Linked DNA regions of Mus musculus: all the other regions are linked to region 2. A link is a contact called in ENCODE Hi-C or POLR2A ChIA-PET data. All regions are on one chromosome and are shown on one strand. Each heading gives the region's core, a stretch centred on a gene start or an enhancer-like site at or near the end of the contact. The rest is flanking DNA. Distances are from core to core; before and after follow the strand shown. Region 1 holds the start of Tanc1 (tetratricopeptide repeat, ankyrin repeat and coiled-coil containing 1). Region 2 overlaps Tanc1 (tetratricopeptide repeat, ankyrin repeat and coiled-coil containing 1). Region 3 overlaps Tanc1 (tetratricopeptide repeat, ankyrin repeat and coiled-coil containing 1).

Region 1 (3,002 bases), core at 342-2,841, 86 kb before region 2:
GTTTCTCTTACATCTTATAGTATTTCAGACTGGACGGCTGGGTTTTTGTCTTTTGTTTGGGTCATTGTCTTATCCATGTAGTCTGACTTTGTCATCCGTGGTTGAAAGACTGGTCAGTTTTACACACTGTTTTTCAAGAGAAGTTAATCAAACACCAACCTGGTTTTTAACAACCAGCATTGGAGGTGGAGGGGGTGTCTGTGACCTTCCTGGCTTACCAGGAGTCCTTACTTGCTTTGAATATTCATGTCATGATTTGCTTGAGTAAAGGCTGGGATATGTTCGCTGCATACTTATAAATATAGTGATAATCAGGTCTTTGACTATACGAGTGAAAAATACCCAACACATTCGAACCATCTTTTATTTATTATGGAGAGATAGATTGAGCAGCCTTTTGCTTCCTGTCACTTTTCACAGGAACTTTAAATGCAAACACCATTCTTGCAGCTATCTTTATATTGGGAAGCTCTATGTGAGGTTGAAGTTTTTATAGGGAAAGTTGTTTAAAACACAGTTGTCTTTAAAGGCAGGTTTGCCACAGCAAAGGTTAGGGGTTGGCAATAAACCCATTTATAGCAACTTCTGTATTCTTCACTCTCCTTACACGGATGGGCGGCCTGTGTGCAATTCCTGTTGGAATTTCTAGTTGATCCTTCTGCAAAGAAAGGGGGCCCAAAGGGCTTTTGGGAATAGAGAGGGCTGAGCCTTCTACATATAAATTGGCTGCCTGGATTCCTGGGAGGTTGTGGAGGACCCAGGTCTCCCAGTTCCCTAGGCCATTTTCAAACTTCTGTTCTATTGGGAATAACAAAACATTTTGGGAACTAGGGAGTTTAATTTACTGCCACCAGCCTACTTAATAATAGCATCTTTGTCTGTTCTTCCTCCAGGACTCCTCCTCCTGACAAGGAAGCTAGCCGCTGGCCAGTGTACTTAGCCCAGACAGTACTGCTAGCCACAGAGTTCGAGGAGGGAGGACTGCCCCTGACTCTGGGCAGTCACTGATCCCCGGAACAACCCCAACTTAACTTTCCAGAAAGAAAAAGGTGCAATGGGCGAGATGCACTTTCCATCTTTCTCAGCTCATTTTGGAACAAGAAAGTGTATTTGTTTGTGTTTAGTTAAGCGAGGGGAAGAAAAGCCAACAAAGCCACCCTAAGGCATCCGCGGAAACTTCAGCTTGGCTAATTGCTCCCATATGTCCTCCTCGGATGCTTTCAGAGAGCAGCGCAGACCGAAGGCCGAGCCACTTTACTGATTCTAAAACGGCTAAAAAAAGGAGGAGAGGGCTAATCACACTTCTGATCCTGTCCCACTGGGGTCCAGGCGAGGCCCCAGGGGAGCAACCTTCTCCCGGAAAGCTTAGCTTCCCGCAGAGGACATGCTGGGTGAGGAGGGGGCGAAGGCGCCGGGAGGAAAGTTGGCGTGCGGCGCCCCAGCGGGTCCCAGAGCCGGGGCAGCTCCGGTCGGGAGGGGCGCGGGAGGCACAGCCCCGGCGGGCGCGCACAGGGAAGGTGCCTTCCGGAACACGCGCAAGGGCGGGGACTCGCGCTGCCAATGAGGTCCCGGTGTGGGCCGAGCGAGGCGCGGGGACGGGCCGGAGCGCTGCCTCCGCGGTGGCAGCTGCGGGAGCCCGGCTCGGGAGCCGCAGGAGCCGCAGCCGCCAAGCGCCCAGCCCTCTGCGCCCTGAGGCTCGGCCCCCGGGGTGGGAACCGCGCCGAAAGCTGGAAACTTTCCTGGCAGGTAACTCTCGCTGCCGGGGCGCCGCTGCCGGCCCCCGGGAGTCCGCAGCGGGCGGGGAAGGAAGGGTCCCGGAGAGCAGCCTGGGAAACGAGAGCCAGGCTGGTGGGAAAGTTTCGGGACGCCCCCTCCTCCGCCGGGCCCAGCGGGAGCTTTCCCGGAATAGGCGCAGGCACGCCGGAGCTCCCGGCCTGGGGCTAGGCGCTGCCGGGGAGTCGGTGCAGGCCGTTTCCTGCGCTCCCGGAGGAACGGGTTGCAGCAGAGCCGGGCTAGGGGGACATTGGGATCACGCGGCGCTCAGGACTTTCCCAGCCGGCCCTTGCCCGCCTCTTCGGTCCCTTGGCTAGACAGGGCCTGGGCTGCGCCGGGCACCTGGGTGGGGGGAGTAGGGGGACGTGCAGGCGGGGCGCCTGGCACCGCGGGGTCTTGAGTGTCGCCGCGCGCGGGTCGCCAAGTTCCCGGGAGAACTTCAGCGGGGGTGGGGGTGGGGTGGGGAATCGTATCGCCCACCGTGAGCTGAAAGTGTGTGATTCGCTCCTGCAGGCTGCGGCTCGCAGATGCAAGCCAATTTCTTTCCCTGGTGGTGTTGGTGATAGGGTGATGATTTGGGATTAGACCTTGAGGATTTTTTTTTTTTCTCTTCCTTTTAGTAGTGCCAGCTAAATGAAGGGTCGTGTCAAGTTTGCGAGTCCCCTTGTCCTTGGGCGACGAGTAGTTACTTTGGAGGCATTATGGGGATTCAGGTTCTTCCTGGAGGACTTTTGGGTGTGTGTGTGTGTGTGGGGGGGGGCCCTTGGGTTCGGCGCGGCCGCTTTCCGGAACGGCTGGCGGGGAAGGAAGCCCTGGGCATTGTGTAGCGTGTTTTCAGTCAGCAAGATCTCTGGACTGGAGTTCCCAAAACTTACTTGACTTATTGTGTAAAGGCTCCCGGAGGAAATGCGGCCATGGCCAGGTAGAAGAAACGCGGTGCCGCGGCCGAGGGAGGAGGACGCCGAGCTGTGACAGTCTTCTTCAGGCTGCCTCGGCTCCGGCTTGGCAGCCCCAGATTCTTGTGCCTGGAGTAGTGGGACCGGTCTGAGTAATACAGCTTCCTGCAGAGTGAACTCAGGGTGGTGAGGAGAGCACCTTCATCTTGAACTTGACCCCCGGAGTAGCGTCCTGGCGGGTTAAAAGGTAAAGGCAGGCTGAGTCTTAACCTGTAAAGGAGTTCAGACGCCGCTAGCTCCTGGTTCAAGATCTTTCAGGAAAGGACTCAGGGT
Region 2 (3,045 bases), core at 313-2,812:
ACTGGACCAGTACCCTTTGCTCACTGATGGTGGGCAAAGAAAGGAGCCCCGTTAGGAGGTGCTTCCGGATGAGAGCAGTAGTGGCAGGATACTTATTTTGTTCTCCCATATCATCTCTTTCTCCGAGGCACTGTCTGAACAGCTTTTATCACTGGGTTTGAACTTTCCCCCAAGTCAGCTGTTCATGAGACAGTGGGAACCTGGAAGAGAAACTTACAGTAGATATTTGATAGCCTTTTATACCTAACACCGCTGACACAGAAGATGTGACCATCCTAAAAAACAGCTGTGCTCCCGACACAGGCCAGCAGGATGTCTGGGACGAGGTGCCAAAACTCAATGTCACCTAGACCTTGTTCTGTAGCATGGTAGTTTTGCTGTAAATTAAGAATGACCTGGTGGCCCAATAAGGGCAGCTTTGTGGACAAGGCGAGGCCTGAGATGGCCGAAGGGTCAAGCTCAGGCCTCTCCAAGAGCCACCACAGAGTATGTGGGGGCCTAGGACAAGCTCATGGCTGGTGTTGTTTTGGTTTTTTCCAATACAGCATTTCTCTGTGTAGCCCTGGCTGTCCTGGAATTCACTCTGTAGGCCACAGACTGGGGTGCTTGTACCTCCTGTGTTAATCCTTCTAGTTGCCAGAAAAACCAACTCTACAATTTGTGCCAAACTTGAAGCAAGCATTTATTAAGTTTTAAACACTGACAAAGAGATGGACTTTGGTCAGGCCCATTCCCCGGACTTTCCTACCTAAGAATGGTCTCAAGCCACGAGTTGCAGAGGCTTCTGAGGACAAATCTGTAGGCCACCCTATTTTCCCATGAGGCATTATTTCTCAAGAACTACAATTCCCAGCATTCCAGGAAGTTAACCTAGTTCCTGGGCAGGTTGAGTTTGCAGGTTAATTTTGGACATTACACTTGCGTGCTAGACCAAACTATGAGCCACCATGCATGTTTTCTTTTTTCAAGTGTGTGGTCTTTACTGAATAATAACTCTCCACAGTTGATTTGAAAAAGATTTGTGTGCCTATTAGGCATCTCTTTGTTTTATTTTTGCTTTCCCTTTCTTTACATTCAGACAAACGAAAAGTCCTTAGGAAAACAATCTTGCTGGGTAATCCTAGCTAACCTGAAACTGGTGATTTCCAGCCTCGGCTTCCTGACCATCACATGTATGTGCCACCATGTCTGGCCTTTGTGGCCTTTTAAGAATACCATATCCCTTTACTTTTTTTTTAAAAAAGCATGGCTGTCAGGAGAAACTTGTGGTTCCAGGGGGGCCGTCTGGAAAGTTCTATGCAGATTCAAGAAGCATTTCAAAGGCAGAATTGGGCCTGAGCCACAATCCCTTTGTGTGTAAAGGCTTGTTTGTAAAAAAGATTTAACTCTAATAACCACTTTGGCTTTCTAGATAGTATCCTCCTGATATCTTTCAGTTTTGTTTGTTTGCCCGACGCTTTCATTGATCTGAGAGGAGAGGCTAGTCAGCCACCCCGCAGCCTACTGAGGATGCTGAGGGGGGCGGGGCGGCGGGAGGGCGGTGCAGCTGGAACCCTGCATATTAGGAATCAGACCCTGCTGCTAGTTAGCTGAGTGACTCGTGGGTGGAGTCAAGTCTCCCAAGGTCTCTGTTTCTTCGTTGATAAAACAAAGGCTTGGAAAAATAAATACGGGCTTGGACCACATGATAAGAAAGGTCACTCTGTTTGCTGATGTTGTAGCTCTGTGATGGTAGCACAGTGAAACTCCTTATCCTTCTCTAAGGGCCCCCCAAAGCTACTTCACTCTCAGCATTGAGATGTGGCTTGTCACACGAGGCCACCTGACACTTTCAAGTTAGGGAGGCAGGTGTGGGATTCCTCTCCTGGTGGAAGTTTCCTCCCACCGCCTCCCCTTACCCCCCTCACCCCCCTTCCCCTATTCCCCCCTCCCCCCACCCTTGTTGGTTTTGGAGCTGTGTGAATGCTTTTGCCTTCTCCCTGGCTCATCAGCGCCAGGAGGAAACAATAGTCCCATTGTCTCTTGTAGAGAAGGTTTCCAGTTTCACCTTAATCCGGGGCCATTGTGTTGTTTTAACAAACTCGGTACCACCCCCATGCAAAATGCAGTTGGTTCAGTTTTTGTTTTTTGTTTTTTTTTTTTTTTTTTTTGATTTTTGTTTTTTAAAGGACTCAGCAGCAATCCACAGCCCATTCCCCTCATCTCCTTCCCAAAGTCATAACTATATATAGTAAAAATGCACCGGAGTGTATGCACTGTTTAATTGGGCCACCTGGCATCAGGGTTAAAATGTGCTCCATCTGTATTTAGTTTGCAGATGCTTTTGAGTTATGCTCCAAACCAGTAACCTTCCAGAAAGGTTTTTGTGGTTTATAATTAGTGGCACCTGTAAAACATTTCTTCTAACCACGTAGCTTCTTTCTTATTAATCTTTGAGATTTCATGGTTTCTTTTAGTTGTTGTTTTTTTGTGTGTGTGTGAATCAGGGCTGGCAAAGTATATCACCATGCCAAAGGTCTTACTACCATAACCTAATTAGATGTGGAATGCTGGGAACGCACTGCACGTGGCTGTTGTCAGTTTTATAACATGACAGTGAACTTCTGATGTCTTCACTGAACATTATAAAGCATTCCTTGTGTCTCTACTGCTGTTCCCCACCACATGTCTATTCATAGGAAACTAACATAGATCTATGGCGCTTCAGGTTATCCTAAGGGATCTTTTCTGAGCCTGGATTACACATTCGGTCAATATGCAAACGACATTCCCCATTTTTTTCCCTACATTTGACTCTTTTTCTTTTCTCCTTAGAGACAAAAGACTGTTGAAAATGCTGAAGGCTGTGCTGAAGAAGAGCCGAGAGGGAGGAAAGGGAAGCAAGAAGGAAGCAGGTACGTGCACCGAGCAGGTATTATGGTGGGCAGCGCAGGGCACCCAGATCCCACTGCCTCAGGCTGGGTGGTGCAGACAGGCTCAGCACGAACAGCATCCTGGAAGCCGTGAAGGGTCTGTACTCTGAGTGGTATGTGTGTGTGTGTGTGT
Region 3 (2,728 bases), core at 80-2,579, 100 kb after region 2:
TTATTTTTATGACCCTTTGGGTCATCCATTTTCAGTCGTATTTCCCTCATTAAGCATAACCTAGCAGCTGGGCTAAAACTTGAACTGGTTCCTGTATCCCTCTGCTGTAGTGCTAAGGTTAGCTTCCGTGCAAAATGGAAGCGGCTGCTCACTACCGTTTGTTTTCCTGCCATTACTACCTTCAAGGGCATGGGCTTCAGAAATGTTAGTGAGAAGTTAAATTGTTTCTTGGGGTTAGGACCTTATCTGGGATGACCCTCACGTCCGTGACCCTGTGCAAGTCAGAGTCAACCAACAGTTTGCTTGGGGCTGGAGAGATGGCTTGGTGATGAAGAACATGGGCTGCTCTTTTGTAGTACTTGGGTTCAATTTCTAGCACCCGTATGGCGGCTCACAACCACCGTAACTCTACTTCCCTGGCATCCAACACCCTTGTCGTGGGTACCAGGCATGCATTTGGGACACAGACATGCAGACAAAACAAAATAATTTGTTTTAAAAAGAATGCTTAAAATTCTTTTAAGATGAGAACATGCCGTACTGGAGCAGGCAGTGATTTTTGCTGCCTGGTGTCCGGGGACACCGGGGGAACGGGAAGTCTCCTGTTTCCTGGTAGGGTTACACAGCCCTGGTGTCTGGCGCAGAGAGGGCACTTCTTGTCTCAGTGTCTGGCTGTGCTCTTAGATGTGCAGTGACGGTTTGTGTCTACCCTTGTTCTGGAACCAGCTGCTCAGGGGTTATGGGCATCGGGTCACCTGCAGGGTCTCGCTGCCCCTTTGTTGGTGTGGCCTGGTTGCTGCTGTCTCCTTGGGCCCCTTTCCCTTGCTCACTTGGCTCAGAGTCCTCAGGGGGGGCTTTGGGGGAGATCCTATCTCGCATCGGGATTTCTTTCACTTAAGCTTTTTATCTGTACCTCATCCTGTTACATGTTTTAATACAAAACAGCGAGTCCCCGTAATCCATGAAAATCCTCCTTGAAAGGGAACGAGCGAGCCTGCTTTAAAGGGAAAGGGGAAACTCTGCGGACTAACACTGCGAGGTTTTGTTTCCCGCCCCCCCCCTAGGAAATCATCAGTGCACTGCCATTTGTCAAGCTTTCCCTAGACGACTTTCCAGACAACAAGGACATTCACAGTGACCTGCACGCCTACGTCCAGCACAGGGTCCACAGCAGCCAGGACATCCTCAGCAACATCTCCCTGAATGGCAAGGCCGACGCCGCCCTCATCAGCAAAGTCAGCAGCCATCTGGTGCTGCGGAGCCTCGGTTCCTACCTGTACCTCAAGCTCACGCTGGACCTCTTCCAGCGGGGCCACCTGGTCATAAAGAGTGCCAGCTACAAGGTGGTGCCTGTGTCTCTGTCCGAGCTCTATCTGCTGCAGTGTAACATGAAGTTCATGACCCAGTCTGCCTTTGACCGGGCCCTTCCCATTTTGAACGTGGCTCTTGCGTCCCTCCACCCCATGACGGATGAGCAGATATTTCAGGCTATCAACGCCGGCCACATCCAAGGCGAGCAGGGCTGGGAGGACTTCCAGCAGAGGATGGAGGCCCTCTCTTGCTTCCTCATTAAGAGGAGGGACAAAACCCGCATGTTCTGCCACCCGTCCTTCAGAGAGTGGCTGGTGTGGAGAGCGGATGGCGAAAGCACAGCCTTCCTGTGTGAGCCCAGGTATGGCAGGCGCTTCCCTCCTTTGACCTGACTCCTCCCACCAGTATGGCAGGGCCATACGTGGGTAATATGTCTCTGCTTTAGGGAATAGCAAGCTTGCCTGTGACCAGGGAAGGGGTGGGTGTGGGGAATGTGTCTGTCTTAGATCCTTAATCCCCTACCATTTCCTGACTACCCTTGGCCATATAGCACCTTATCCCTTGGCCATTTAGCACAGATGTGTGAGGAGAAAGGGGAGCCCTATAATCCAGTTAGCTGTCTCCTCACAGACAAGGCCAGGCAGGGTACAGTTCTCACAACTCAAACCACAGGAAGGTGGGAGACAAGCTTGCTTGCCTCCTAGTACAAGGTAGGTGAGAGGTCAAGAGGCTCGTGCCTTTGGCCTCCGCCATTCTCAAGCCCTCTGTCTGTCTAGCCTGCATCTTTGCCCTCTTGAGCAGCTCTTTGGGTCAGGTTTGCCTCCTATTCTAGTGATGGGCTGGCAAGCTGCTGGACCGTCTCCTCAGGACTTTGGTGGGCACCGGGCCAGATGATTGGGTCTGGATACGAAGTGGCCAGTGAGTACCTGGGAGGCCACGTGGCCACCACCCTCCCGGCCTGTAGTGATGGGTATAGTGCAGGCCTGTGGTGCACTTTCTTTAGGTAACACTGGACTCAGGGTTTATTATCGTTCAGACCTGGTTTAGCTACAGGTTGGCTACTCAAAGCAGATCACCAGAGGTGCCAAAGTGAGAGTGATGACATTGCTCACCGAGTTACAGAGATCATTTCTGAGCAAGGTGAGCTGCAGTTTGGGTTTGTAGAGAGAAAGAGAGAGAGAGACTCACAGGGTGTGGACGGCTGGTGTTAGAGCAGGAAGTAGCTGGAGGGTAGTCATCAATGACGCTGCATTTTAAACGGAGGTGACAGTTCAGCACAAAGCATATCTGAGTGTGGTGGCTGCTTCAGGAATAGTAACCACAGACACACAGTAGTCACCAGGACCTCAGGATAGCGTCTCGTGCATGTACCCATTTCATAGGCTGTCCCTGCGCTGACTTCGCTCTCCTCAGTACG

What was found. Hi-C counts contacts between places; a loop is a spot of excess contacts on that map. ChIA-PET counts read pairs that join two places held with the same protein, here RNA polymerase II (POLR2A).
Region 1: POLR2A ChIA-PET joins it to region 2 with 15 read pairs in embryonic stem cell. The contact joins the promoter of Tanc1 here to the enhancer-like site in region 2. POLR2A ChIA-PET finds 5 or more read pairs at or near these places in 5 of 5 experiments (Patski and embryonic stem cell).
Region 3: a loop to region 2 is called in a map of T-helper 17 cell, with 1.8 times the contacts of the local background. The contact joins two enhancer-like sites. A Hi-C loop is called at or near these places in 1 of 37 maps with a recorded cell type or tissue (T-helper 17 cell). POLR2A ChIA-PET finds 5 or more read pairs at or near these places in 1 of 5 experiments (embryonic stem cell).

Annotation. Positions count from the first base shown.
Region 1 is chr2:59,610,451-59,613,452 of GRCm38, forward strand. It overlaps Tanc1 (tetratricopeptide repeat, ankyrin repeat and coiled-coil containing 1), which reads left to right and starts at 1,592. Exons shown (of 27, transcript NM_198294.3): 1 at 1,592-1,746.
Region 2 is chr2:59,696,534-59,699,578 of GRCm38, forward strand. Tanc1 (tetratricopeptide repeat, ankyrin repeat and coiled-coil containing 1) reads left to right here. Exons shown (of 27, transcript NM_198294.3): 3 at 2,815-2,894. The coding sequence starts at 2,834. Among named protein-coding and RNA genes, the nearest start is that of Tanc1, 86 kb to the left of the region's middle. Within about 2 kb of position 1,563, at least 1 of the 3 ENCODE cell types and tissues checked has a DNase peak (open chromatin) inside an H3K27ac peak, as active enhancers do.
Region 3 is chr2:59,798,507-59,801,234 of GRCm38, forward strand. It overlaps Tanc1 (tetratricopeptide repeat, ankyrin repeat and coiled-coil containing 1), which reads left to right. Exons shown (of 27, transcript NM_198294.3): 14 at 1,065-1,672. Among named protein-coding and RNA genes, the nearest start is that of Wdsub1, 83 kb to the right of the region's middle. Within about 2 kb of position 1,330, at least 1 of the 3 ENCODE cell types and tissues checked has a DNase peak (open chromatin) inside an H3K27ac peak, as active enhancers do.